Regions from separate parts of the Homo sapiens genome. Here region 1 is linked to region 2. Evidence: chromatin loops called from intact Hi-C (ENCODE). Cell type or tissue: dorsolateral prefrontal cortex. All regions are shown on one strand. Each heading gives the region's core, and the rest is flanking DNA. Links, peaks and the distances in the headings are about the cores only.

The links. Hi-C counts contacts between places; a loop is a spot of excess contacts. Peaks named below come from ENCODE experiments on the same cell type or tissue, not always from the same donor. Only the 100,000 strongest peaks of a DNase experiment are listed, where the experiment ranks them.
Region 1: a loop joins it to region 2, with 2.5 times the contacts of the local background. A loop is called at or near these places in 2 of 110 quality-filtered maps.

Annotation. Positions count from the first base shown.
Region 1 is chr6:90,040,225-90,045,609 of GRCh38, forward strand. All of the region lies in intron 5 of BACH2 (BACH transcriptional regulator 2), which reads right to left. Among named protein-coding and RNA genes, the nearest start is that of GJA10, 150 kb to the left of the region's middle. In dorsolateral prefrontal cortex, for the core only: no CTCF peak of the experiment used is centred there; no DNase peak of the experiment used is centred there; H3K4me3 peaks cover 366 bases; H3K27ac peaks cover 2,038 bases.
Region 2 is chr6:89,983,302-89,988,686 of GRCh38, forward strand. All of the region lies in intron 6 of BACH2 (BACH transcriptional regulator 2), which reads right to left. Among named protein-coding and RNA genes, the nearest start is that of GJA10, 92 kb to the left of the region's middle. In dorsolateral prefrontal cortex, for the core only: a CTCF peak has its summit at 2,110; DNase peaks (open chromatin) are centred at 2,180, 2,550 and 2,994; H3K4me3 peaks cover 1,528 bases; H3K27ac peaks cover 2,261 bases.

The DNA of each region.
Region 1 (5,385 bases), core at 57-5,056, 57 kb after region 2:
GTTTTGGAACCATTTAGGATTTATCTTGGTGTAAATATGAACCACCAAACTTTCTTTTTCCCAGAAGGCTATTTAATTGTCCCAGCACCATTTATTGAACATCCTTTTTTATCACACTGATTTGAGATGCTTCCTTAATGTAAACTAAAATTTCAAATGTATTTGAGATTATTTCTGGACTCTATAAGGTGCCACTGACTTGCCCATTAATGCCAATTCAAATATATGAGTACGTTTGTAGTATATTTTAATATCTAAAGAGCAATTTTCTCTCTTTTTATTCTTGGCTATTTTTGATTTTTTTTTTTTACATGAACTTCAGCATCAGCTTGTTTGGTTACAAAATATTCTGTTGGTATTTTTACTGCATTCACATTAAATTTGTGATGTTGAGGTTTTCTGTCCAAGGACATGGATTGTCTTTCCATTTATTCACATCTTTGTTTTTTCTCTTCATCTCAGGAGGATTTTAAAACAGTTTCATTTATTTACAAGAATAAAGATTTACATCTTAAGGAGTTCTTGAGTTCAATTCCTATATTTATACACATTACATATATATATATACACATGTGTATATATTTTATTTGAACTTTTCTTTTTTGCTATTGTAAATAGGATATTAACTTCCATTATATCTTCTAATCAGCTGTTGATCACATATATGAAGAATGTTTAGTTTTACATAATCCATTAGTACATAATGGGTTGTTATTGTTACCACCATCTTCCAGCTGATTCACAGAAGAAAGCATACTATCCAAGTGTGCAATCATATCATCTGCAAATAACAAACATTAGTTTAACCTCGTCCTTTTGACTTTTTACACTTCTACTTTCTTTCTCTTGTACTGCACAGGCTAAGTACGTTCAGAACAATGTTAAAGAAATAACAATGGGCGCCCTTGTCTTCATTGTTTCTGACATGGCTTCTGGTGTTTCCCTATTACTGGGTATATTCCTTTGGGCATACACCCAGTAATGGGACTGCTGGGCCAAATGGTAGCTAATTTGACTCTGCAATCCCATAAACACTACATCTACTAAAGCGTGATGCTAATTTTATAATAAATAATATATATAATAATAATTTTATGTTAAGGAGGTATCCATCACTTCTGATTTTATAAAGTGGTTTTTAATGAAAATAGATGTTGAATTACATCAATGCCTTTGCAGCATCTATGAACATGATCAAATAAGTGTTCCTTAAAGATCTATTAATATGATAAATTATATTAAAAGATTTTTCCAATATTTATCACTCCTGGAATGAACCTCATTTGGTTATGGTACACTGTTCTTTCAAAATGGTGCTAGGCTCTGTTTGCTAATATTTTATTTAGAATTTTACAATTGTGTTCTTCTATGGTGGTTGGTCTGATGGATTATCCTGCTCTTTAGAAGTCAGTGACTAAATTATATTTTCTTAGACAATTATGGATTTTTAAATTTATCTGTAAAAAGTTGAGTAAAACAGGCTTTATGATTCCTTTGTAATCTTTTATTTACCTTATTTTTATTATTTCCTCTATTTTATTAATCAAGTCAGCTAAAGTTTCCTTGATTGTGTTGAGGTTTTCAAACAACATGCTTTTGCATTTATTAATTCTTCAATTTTTCAGTTTTTGAATTCAGGATTTTTTGATATACTTTTATTTCCTTCCTGCTATATTTTAAGTTTGTTTTATTATTCTTTTCTAACGTTTTGAGTTAGACACTTAATTCATTTATTTCTATTTTTCTTATTTGCCAAAATAAATATTTTAGGCCACGGCTTCTCTTCTGACCACTGCTTTAAGCTGCAGCTCCTGGATTCTGCTAAAAACACACTGACACACTGACACAGATACTTACCTAAACATTGCATATAAATAAACTATGGGAAACTGATCATTTAAAAAGATGTTAGAAAAGACCACTAAAGGAACCCAGCAGTAAGTCTGTTGTAGGGTGAAGAATAATTCTTTTTATTTTTATTTTTTTGAGACAGGGTCTTGCTCTGTCACCCAGGCTGGAGTGCAGTGGCGCAATCATGGGTCACTGCAACCTCCGCCTTTTGGGCTCAAGCAGTTCTCCCTCCTCAGCTTCCCGAATAGCTGGGACTATGGGTACGGGACACTGCACTCAGCTAGTTTTTTGTATTTTTTTTTTTTGGTAGAGACAGGGTTTGGCCATGTTGCCCAGGCTGGTATTGACTGAACTCCTGGGCTCATCCACTCACCTCGGCCTCCCAAAGTGCTGGAATTACAGGCACGACCACTGTGCCCAGCCAAGAATAATCCTTTTGCTGCCATTCATGGTGTATTGACCAGGTGCACCAGGCACAGTGTGGGCTACTGTGAGAATAAACATGAAGGGGTCTCTGTCTTTCCATCAGTAAGGAAACCACACATGAGCACATAAAAACACATACTCACATATACAATATCACAGAAACATAAGGACAAGTCATACAAACCATAAAGAGATACAAACTTTCACATAAAATAATTTCCCTTCTTCTGCTCAAAACATACATACCTATAATCTTTAATAGGCATTCATTTAATTTATACTGACCTAAGTTGCTCTTCCAACTTAAAAGCAGTTCACAATAACAATATTTGTTTTTGCATAGAATATGGGTCAGAAGAGATGTAGAAAGGCTTGTTGGGTAGCTCTTGTAACAGTCTAGGTGAGTGATGATGATGGCTTGGACTAGTGAGGAAGCATAAGAGTGGCAACCACGGCCTGATTTGGCATGAATTTCAAAGGTACAGAGAGGTACAGTTGATAGGATTTGCTAATGGACTGGATGTGGGGTGAGAGAGAATGAAAAGAGTTAAGGGTAACTTTGAGAATTTCAGCTTCTGCAATTACATGAATGAGGGTGTCATTTACTGTAAGGGAAAACTCCAGGGGAGGATCATGTTTGGGGGCTGGGGTTGAAATAAATTGTTGCTTCCTGGTAGTTCATCTATCCAAGCTCACTGTTATGGTTTGAATGTGTCCCCCAAAAGTTCATGTGTTGGCAACTTAATCCTTGCGACAGCAGTGTTGAGAGGTGGGACCTTTAGGAGGTGATTGGGTCATGAGGGTTCTGTCTTCATTAATGGATTAATGAGGGAGTGAGTCTGTTATAACAGGAGTGGGTCTTTATAAAAGCCATTTTGGCCATGTCTCATAACCTCCCTCACCATGTGATGCCAGCCTCCAGAACTGGAAGAAAATACCTTACCTTTCCTTTTCCTCTTCCCCCTTTCCTTTCCTTTCTTCCCTTCCTCTCTCCCTCCCTCCCTTCCTCCCTCCCTTCCTCTCTCTCCTCCCTCACTCCCTTTCTTTCTTTTCAAATTACTCAGTTTCAGATATTAACTTACAGCAACAGAAAACAAACTAAGACACTCATCTCATTCACCTCTCCCATAAGTTGGTTATATTCAAGTGTCACTGACCTTTGTCCTATCACAGCTCCATGCTGTTGCATGTTCCGTTTCCACCCAAAGTGTCCTGCCTACTCTTCTCTGTCTGGCAAACACCTGCTCATCCTTCAAGAATAATCTCAAATGTCAGCTCCTTTGGTTACCTTTCTGACTCCTGCAGGCACAGTTGGGAGATTCATGCTGGAGCTTTCCAGCCTCCCAGCCATCTCAGTCTCACAAAATTGCTTATGTGTCTGTCTCTGTCACCTGGTTAAGTTCCCCAAGGACAGAAGTCATGCTTTTTTCTTCTTTTTTCCCTGGAGCACAATGCCTGAAACAAAGATGGCTACTCAATAAGTGTTTTCATTCATTCCATCAATATTGATGGAGTGTCTACCATGTATAACACATGATGCCATGTACTGTTCTAGGTACCTGAGGATATAGCAATGAACAAAGCAAAGTTGTGCTTGTCATGGAGCCTTCATTCCATTGGAGAAAAGGGCAATATACACACAAACGAATGAATCTACAATAATGTGCTGTAGAGGAAAAAAATAAGGCAGGGCAAGAGCAGTGAAGGATGTGGGCGGTGAGGTCCTGTTTTAAATACTGCAGTCGTGGAAGATCTCATTTAGGCAGATTCTAAATGAAGTGAGGGAGTAAACCATGCAGATATCTGGGAAAAGAGCCTTCCTGGCAGAAATAAACAGCTGGTTCAATGGCCCTACAGCAGGAGTAGGCTTGATGCTCTGATGACTCAAAAGGCCAGAGTGCATGGAGGATAGTGGCCAGCGAAAGCTGCAGAGGTAGTCAGGAAGTGAAGGGCATGCAGTTCGAGGTAGGAGTTTGGGTTTTACTCTAAGTGTTATGAGAAGCCAGAGTAGGCAAGTGATAGGATCTGATTTACACTTTAAAAGATTCCTTTGGCTTCCATATGGAAAATGGGTTGCTGTAGGGTCAGACTGGAAGCAAGAAAGCATGTTAGGAGGCTCCTGCAGCAGTCCTGGTAAGCATGATGATGGACTGAACTATGGAAGGAGCAGAAAAGTGGTGACAAAGTGCCTGGATTTGACAGGTGGAGCTGACGGGATTTGCTAGTGGATTGGATGTGGGGTGAGAGAACGGAAAGAGTTAACGATGGCACCAAGGATTTCAGCTTAAGTGACCAGATGAATGGGGGTGTCATTTATTGAAAGAGGAAACCCCAGAGGAGGATCAGGTATGGGGGATGAGGGCAGAACAAGTGTTGGTTTTGGATATGACAACTTTGAGGAGTTGATTAGACAGCCCTGTGGAGGTAAGCAACTGAACACAGCCTGATTCTAGAGAGATAAATTTGGGAGCCATTAGTATGCAGATGGTATTTAAAAGCCACAAGACTGGATGAGATCACCAGGGAGTAAGCTTATGTGGGCTGAATGAATGAATAAGCAAGTTTATGCTCAGGAAGGAAACTGTTATCAGGTTGATAACATCTGACTCTACAGAGACTGGACAAATAGATAATAAACACAGGGATGAAAGGGCACAGAATTAATTTTTTTCCATGTCTAGATGGCTAATCCAGACTTTTCCCTTACATGCGCAGAAAAGCCTGCATCCTAAATTATTGAGGACAAAGCAGACCGCATGACTCTGTGGAGCAGTTTCCACTGCTTGGCTTGTGTGCAAGGTGTGTCAGCCTACTTCAGGCGTCTTGGTAACTAAGCACTTTTCTGGGTGAGCATCTTATCACAGCATGTTGTGCAGGCTGGAACCCATGAGAGTGAGTCCTTCAGGAAAGAAACGACATCAACAGATGTACACAACACGTTTCAAATTAATAAAGGTGGGGGGAAGATCACAAATACAACATCTGTAACACTGTACGTGCAACTTGTCATCTCTATTGAAGAAACAGGCAGGTAAGCTTCCACAACTAAGATAAAATAATCTTTGCCGTAAGTCCGAGATAAGTTGCATTGAATTTGGGGTAGTTAAG
Region 2 (5,385 bases), core at 81-5,080:
CAGGCATGACACTTGGAACTTGTACTCCAGTCCTGCACTGTCCAATAGGGTTGTCACATGTTGTCTAATTAAAATTAAGTAAAATAGCCAGGCGTGGTGGCTCATGCCTGTAATTACAGCACTCTGGGAGGCAGAGGCAGGCAGATCACCTGAGGTCAGGAGTTCGAGACCAGCCTGGCCAATGTGGTGAAACGCTGTCTCTACTAAAAATACAAAAATTAGCCGGGTGTGGTGGCAGGCATCTGTAGTCCCAGCTACTCGGGAGGCTGAGGCAGGAGAATCACTTGAACCCAGGAGGCAGAGGTTGCGGTGAGCCGAGATCACGCCATTGCACTCCAGCCTGGGTGACAAGAGTGAAACTCCGTCCAAAAAATAAATAAATAAAATAAAAAAGTCAGTTCCTTAGTCACACACGTGGCTACTGGCTACCATATTGGCCAGTGCAGAAGAACATTTCCATCATCACAGAAAAGGCTACTTAGCGGTATTGAAACATGTAAGAGTAATCAAAATGGAAAACATATTCTAGCAGGAGTGGGGAAAAGAAAATGTGTTAGAGCCACTTTGTTAGAATGGTTATACAGTTATAGGGGATAACACACATGCTTATTTCATGGTCTTATTACTCCTTGCTTAGTCCGTTGCAACAACCTGGCTGTTGTCTCTTTCTTCCCCGATCCTTCCTTTGTATAGGTGCCTGACTGACCTTCCTGATGACAGTGACTTTATCTCTTTGCTTCTTGCAGAATAAAACCTAAGCCCTTCAAGCATGGCATTCAAGGCTCGTTTAAATCAGGCTCAATGGACCTGTCCTCTCTCCCACCATGTCCTCTCCATAAACTACAATTTAGTAACAGAAAGCGGGGTTATTAATATCAAGCCCACTGCCCTCCACATCCATTCTGTAGGAGAATATCTACAATTACAAGATGTCCACAAAAGTCAAACAGACAGACCTTTTAAATAACTTCATTGAACTGAAACACAAGAAAAGAGAAAAGGAGGGAAGATATGGTCACAGAGAAACGAGAGGATTATTGTAAATTATCTAAATTAGTCCTAAACAAGTAATGCCACACAAAGCACTAGTAAGCTAGAATGTCATTCTCTACCCTCACCATAAAGAGGGCTACAGAAATAGGTGAGGAGGCTGGACAGATGCTTAGGGAATCCAAGCAGAAGAGCTAGGATATTTTGGAAAAAATATATCAGATAACCAAGAATAGGTGAGTGAAAGAAGCAGACACAAGTGTGTTCATCTACAGGTACTGAACCCTAAAAGCCTATTCCTATATTCTATACACAATTTAGGATAATAGGTGCTCCTGACAAGATGCCACTGTGGTTTTCTTTGAGTAGAGATTATACAAAACAGACAGGGCTGGTGGACTGAAAAAGTACTGAATTATGGTTTGTTTCCCAAACTACAGGTACTTAGGACCCACTGTTAGAATTGTAATATTTTCTCTAATTGCAACTCATTTTCTTCTTTAAATATAGTTTAAAAAGAAACTTGTCCTAAGCAATATCTGCAAAATCTCAAGTTTAACACACGAATCATACTTTCTGCAATACATATTAAGATAAACACAATTATTTTGAAAAAAATTCTCCATATACCACCTGAAGTCATTTCACTTTTAGGTTATGCTGTACATATTCCTATTCTGGGAAACACTGGGAACCCAAACAATTATCCTGGCTGAGTCCTCGGGCAGGAGACATTTGGCCGTGCCTTTCCTATTTTCCAGGGATAGGACTGTGAGTTACTTCCGTGTGGTGGGCGGTGGGTGCTTGCAGGGGTGAAGTACTAACAGGTAGCAAAGTGTTGGAGACACGAAGCATTAATCATCAGTCAACAACAGCAGTGGCAGCACTGCTATCTTTCCTGGGGCTAGTGAGAATTAACGGATTAATGTTTAGGAGAGCACAGAAGTTTCCAAGCATCTACTGTGGTTCTCAATCCTTTGCAGGGAAGTAAACAACTGAGGTGGCCACCTGGGATTCTCATCTGCTGGCGGGGCTGGTGGGAGTCTGGGTTTTGTGGGTGGCCTCAGGGGGCCCTGGCGGCAGCTTCCAGCCTCTGTGGTGACAGGCCATCTCCTCTCTGTCTAGTTCACAACTCCAGATGCTGTGGGGAGGTGGCAGCAGTCCAGTGGGGGCGGGACACTAAGATTCTCACATTAACAATGCACAGACATCCGTCCATCCGGCACTCCTGGGTCATGTCCCTGAGAGTGACACAGGGCTGCCCCTGGGGCAGACACATGAGATCATCTGAACTGGTTAGCTCCAGAGGGCCTCAGCTGGGCAGGGGCTCTGCAGCTTTTGTCAGAGGCTGTTTCCCTGCAAAATGGGGGGAAAATCGGAATACTCAAACAAAGGGGATTTCTGTAACTCTTCTGCCATTTTTCTCTCACCTTTTCTGTGTAGCTGAGCTCTTAGGAAACTGGTGTTAAAGCAGTTCAGTGAGAAGCAAGGCAACTGAAAGCCCCTTCCAACAGCTGCCAATGGTTGTGGACGAGCAGGCAGACACCAGGGCTAGGAGGAAGGGAGCCAACAATCACTCCACAGTGGCATTTTTCAGGACTCAGTCATTTCTGATGCTGGAAAGAAGCTTGAGAAACCAAAGTACAGCTGTGGGAAGACAGTGTGGGGCTGGAGGGATGCGGGTGTGGGCTGCTGCCCACGTGCTCCCTGGCCCTGTTATAGCCGGACTTGTAAGGCTTTCTTAAGCCTTGCATCTGAGAAAGGCAGAGACCAGAGAATGGAAAGACAAAGCTGGGGAGACTGATAGTGGCGGCGGCGAACTGAACTCAGCCCCCTGCCTGTGGAGGGGATGGGCTGTTAGTGCCTGGGCCATGGATGGGGGAGCTCTGTAAGGATGGCTTTTTTCGGTATGTGTGTTAAAGTCTGAGTTTTTTTTTTTTTTTTCCTGTGGGGTTTACAAGCTCATTCCATTGTCCAGAATCCTTGTGGGCATATTTCTCCTAGGGACGCTGGCCCTGGATCGCTGGCCTTGCCTGAAAGAGGCTGCCTCCTACTGCGTTTTTGTTCAACTTGCTTTCTCTGTAATAGAGATTTGCAGCACTGTGGGCTTCAGGGATTCAAAGTTTTTGTTTTTTCCCTAATATCCAGCTTCCATTTCTGGTTTTTAATAATATCCCAATCTTTTCAGCCATTCTCCCAAGAATTGTAGTGAATGATTTTTTTAAAGTTTTCTTTTAATTTTTATAATGAATACACATAATGGAGCATTCTTTTCTCTGACATTTTCCCTGTCACTAAATTTGAATGTTTAGGTGGCACTTAAAAAACCTTTCCACCCGCTCTCTGAATGTTCTGATGCTCTTGGTGAGTAAAACAAAGTCTTTCAACACCACCTCCATCTGAATTGTATACTTGATCTTTCTGAGCTTGGCAAACAAACCATCACCCACTCAGAACCTAGACAGGAAAGTGGCAGATGATTCAAGCTTCATTAGGAACAAGTCATGCCAAAATAACTTCATTTCTGGTTTTGATGGGATTACAGCTCAGAGAATGCAGCAGAAATAGCATCCCAGGATTTCAGTATGTCAGCTGACATCTTTAGGTCACTCTTTGAATGATACGAAAAAATGAGGTCTGGAGACAGTAAAATTGAGCAATGAGTAGCTGCTTGATGGATCAATGTTAACTGCAGCTCAAAGAGAAGTGTCTGGTGATGTGACCCAGCCTTCCGTCGCCTACTCTGTCACACTTAACTTGTCTCTCTGTCTTAGAAAAGATGTGAGTGGCAACTGGTGAGCTACTCCAGGAGATAGAATCAGGATCCCAAATGATGACCCAGGCTGATATTATGTGTTAAATGCAGAAAGATTTAACAAAAATAGATGTCAAATCCTGTATCAGGATTAAAAAAATCAACTTTGTAAGAAGAGGATGGGAGAGTCCTGGCTTAAGGAGTTGGGTCAGTATGGTGACACAGGTGACAGGAAACTTACCCTGATGATCCTGAACTACACTGAAAGATGTGTGATGCAGAAAGCGAGTCACGCCTCTGCTCTGCTCTTTACCACTCAAATCAGATGGAGGCTGTCGAACTTAGTCCTGGCTGTGTGTGAGGGATCACACTGATCACTGAGTCCATGCCCCAGGTGGCATGTGGAATGGCAGAAGTACATTAAACACTGAGAAAGGCAGACTCATGGGCACCCTATAAGAGTTGCCTTCAGAGAGCTAACAGGCTACCATGTAAAGATGAGATTAGATTTGTTCTCTTTCATGCCAGAGGGTGTAAACGGGATCATGAGTGAAATTTTAAGGAAGATAGATTTCTGCCACAAATAAGGAAGAACTTGCTAGTAGTCACGGTTGTATAAAATGGAGGAAGGAGCTCTCTTCAGTGGTGGTGAGCTCCCCATTGTTGCATGTGTTCAAGCAGAGGCTGAAGAGGTACCTATGCCATTATTATAAAAAAAAAATTCCAAATTGGATGGGGCCTGGACTCTAACATGCCTTATTTTTTAACCTCCAATCCTTGATGCTTCTCCCCTTATAGCACAACAGCCCAACACGTGTTATGGTTCTTAGTATTCCCTCAGCATAAAGTTGACCAGGAAGAAAGACAAGGTTGATAGTATTTTCATTTACTCTGGATACCACTAGCAAAACAAAGAGAGCTCTCTTGAACTTCTCCAAGTCTCCTATAAGTCTATGAATGACACCTACTTCGATCTACTTCAGTTTGGAATGCTGGCCTAGTCCAACCAGTTTGCTGAGATCATGAACAATTTGCAGGAAACACAGGGAGCATTGATAGGATGAAATAGAAGGCAGTATTTTAAAAAAATCAAGTCAATAATTTCTTATGTAAGTTTTCAAAGACCATCATTCCTATTCAACACAAATCCATCTGTACTGTTGCAGAAGCTTGAAATTAAATAAATGTTGACCACAGCAGTCTGAATTTCATCACATTTATACAGCATTTTTCCAGGCATGAGTTTCCCTCACTGAAAAATAAGCTTTTTCTACTTAGGCCTATCAGGTGAGCAAGGGTAGTCAGTCACACAGACCCACAGTTTTGTTTGAATGGACAGCAGCCTGCCCCATCTTGTATTTTCTTGGGCTTGACATAATAACTGAGCCATCAAAAAAGTTATAAATATTGTACACACCCTGCCATTCTATACACCCTAAAATGGCAGGAGAAAATAGCTCAAAGCCTTTCCTCCTTAATAGCTCCTTAGACAGGTTTTAGGACAGAACCGGGTAATCTCAGAATCTTTGCTAACAAATGGAAAAGAAAGCAGAAGATCTGACTACAAGTAGAAGAGTTGGAGGACGCAAGACAATGAAATAAGGAGAGGAGGGTGAAGAACATACTCTAAAAGATGGCTG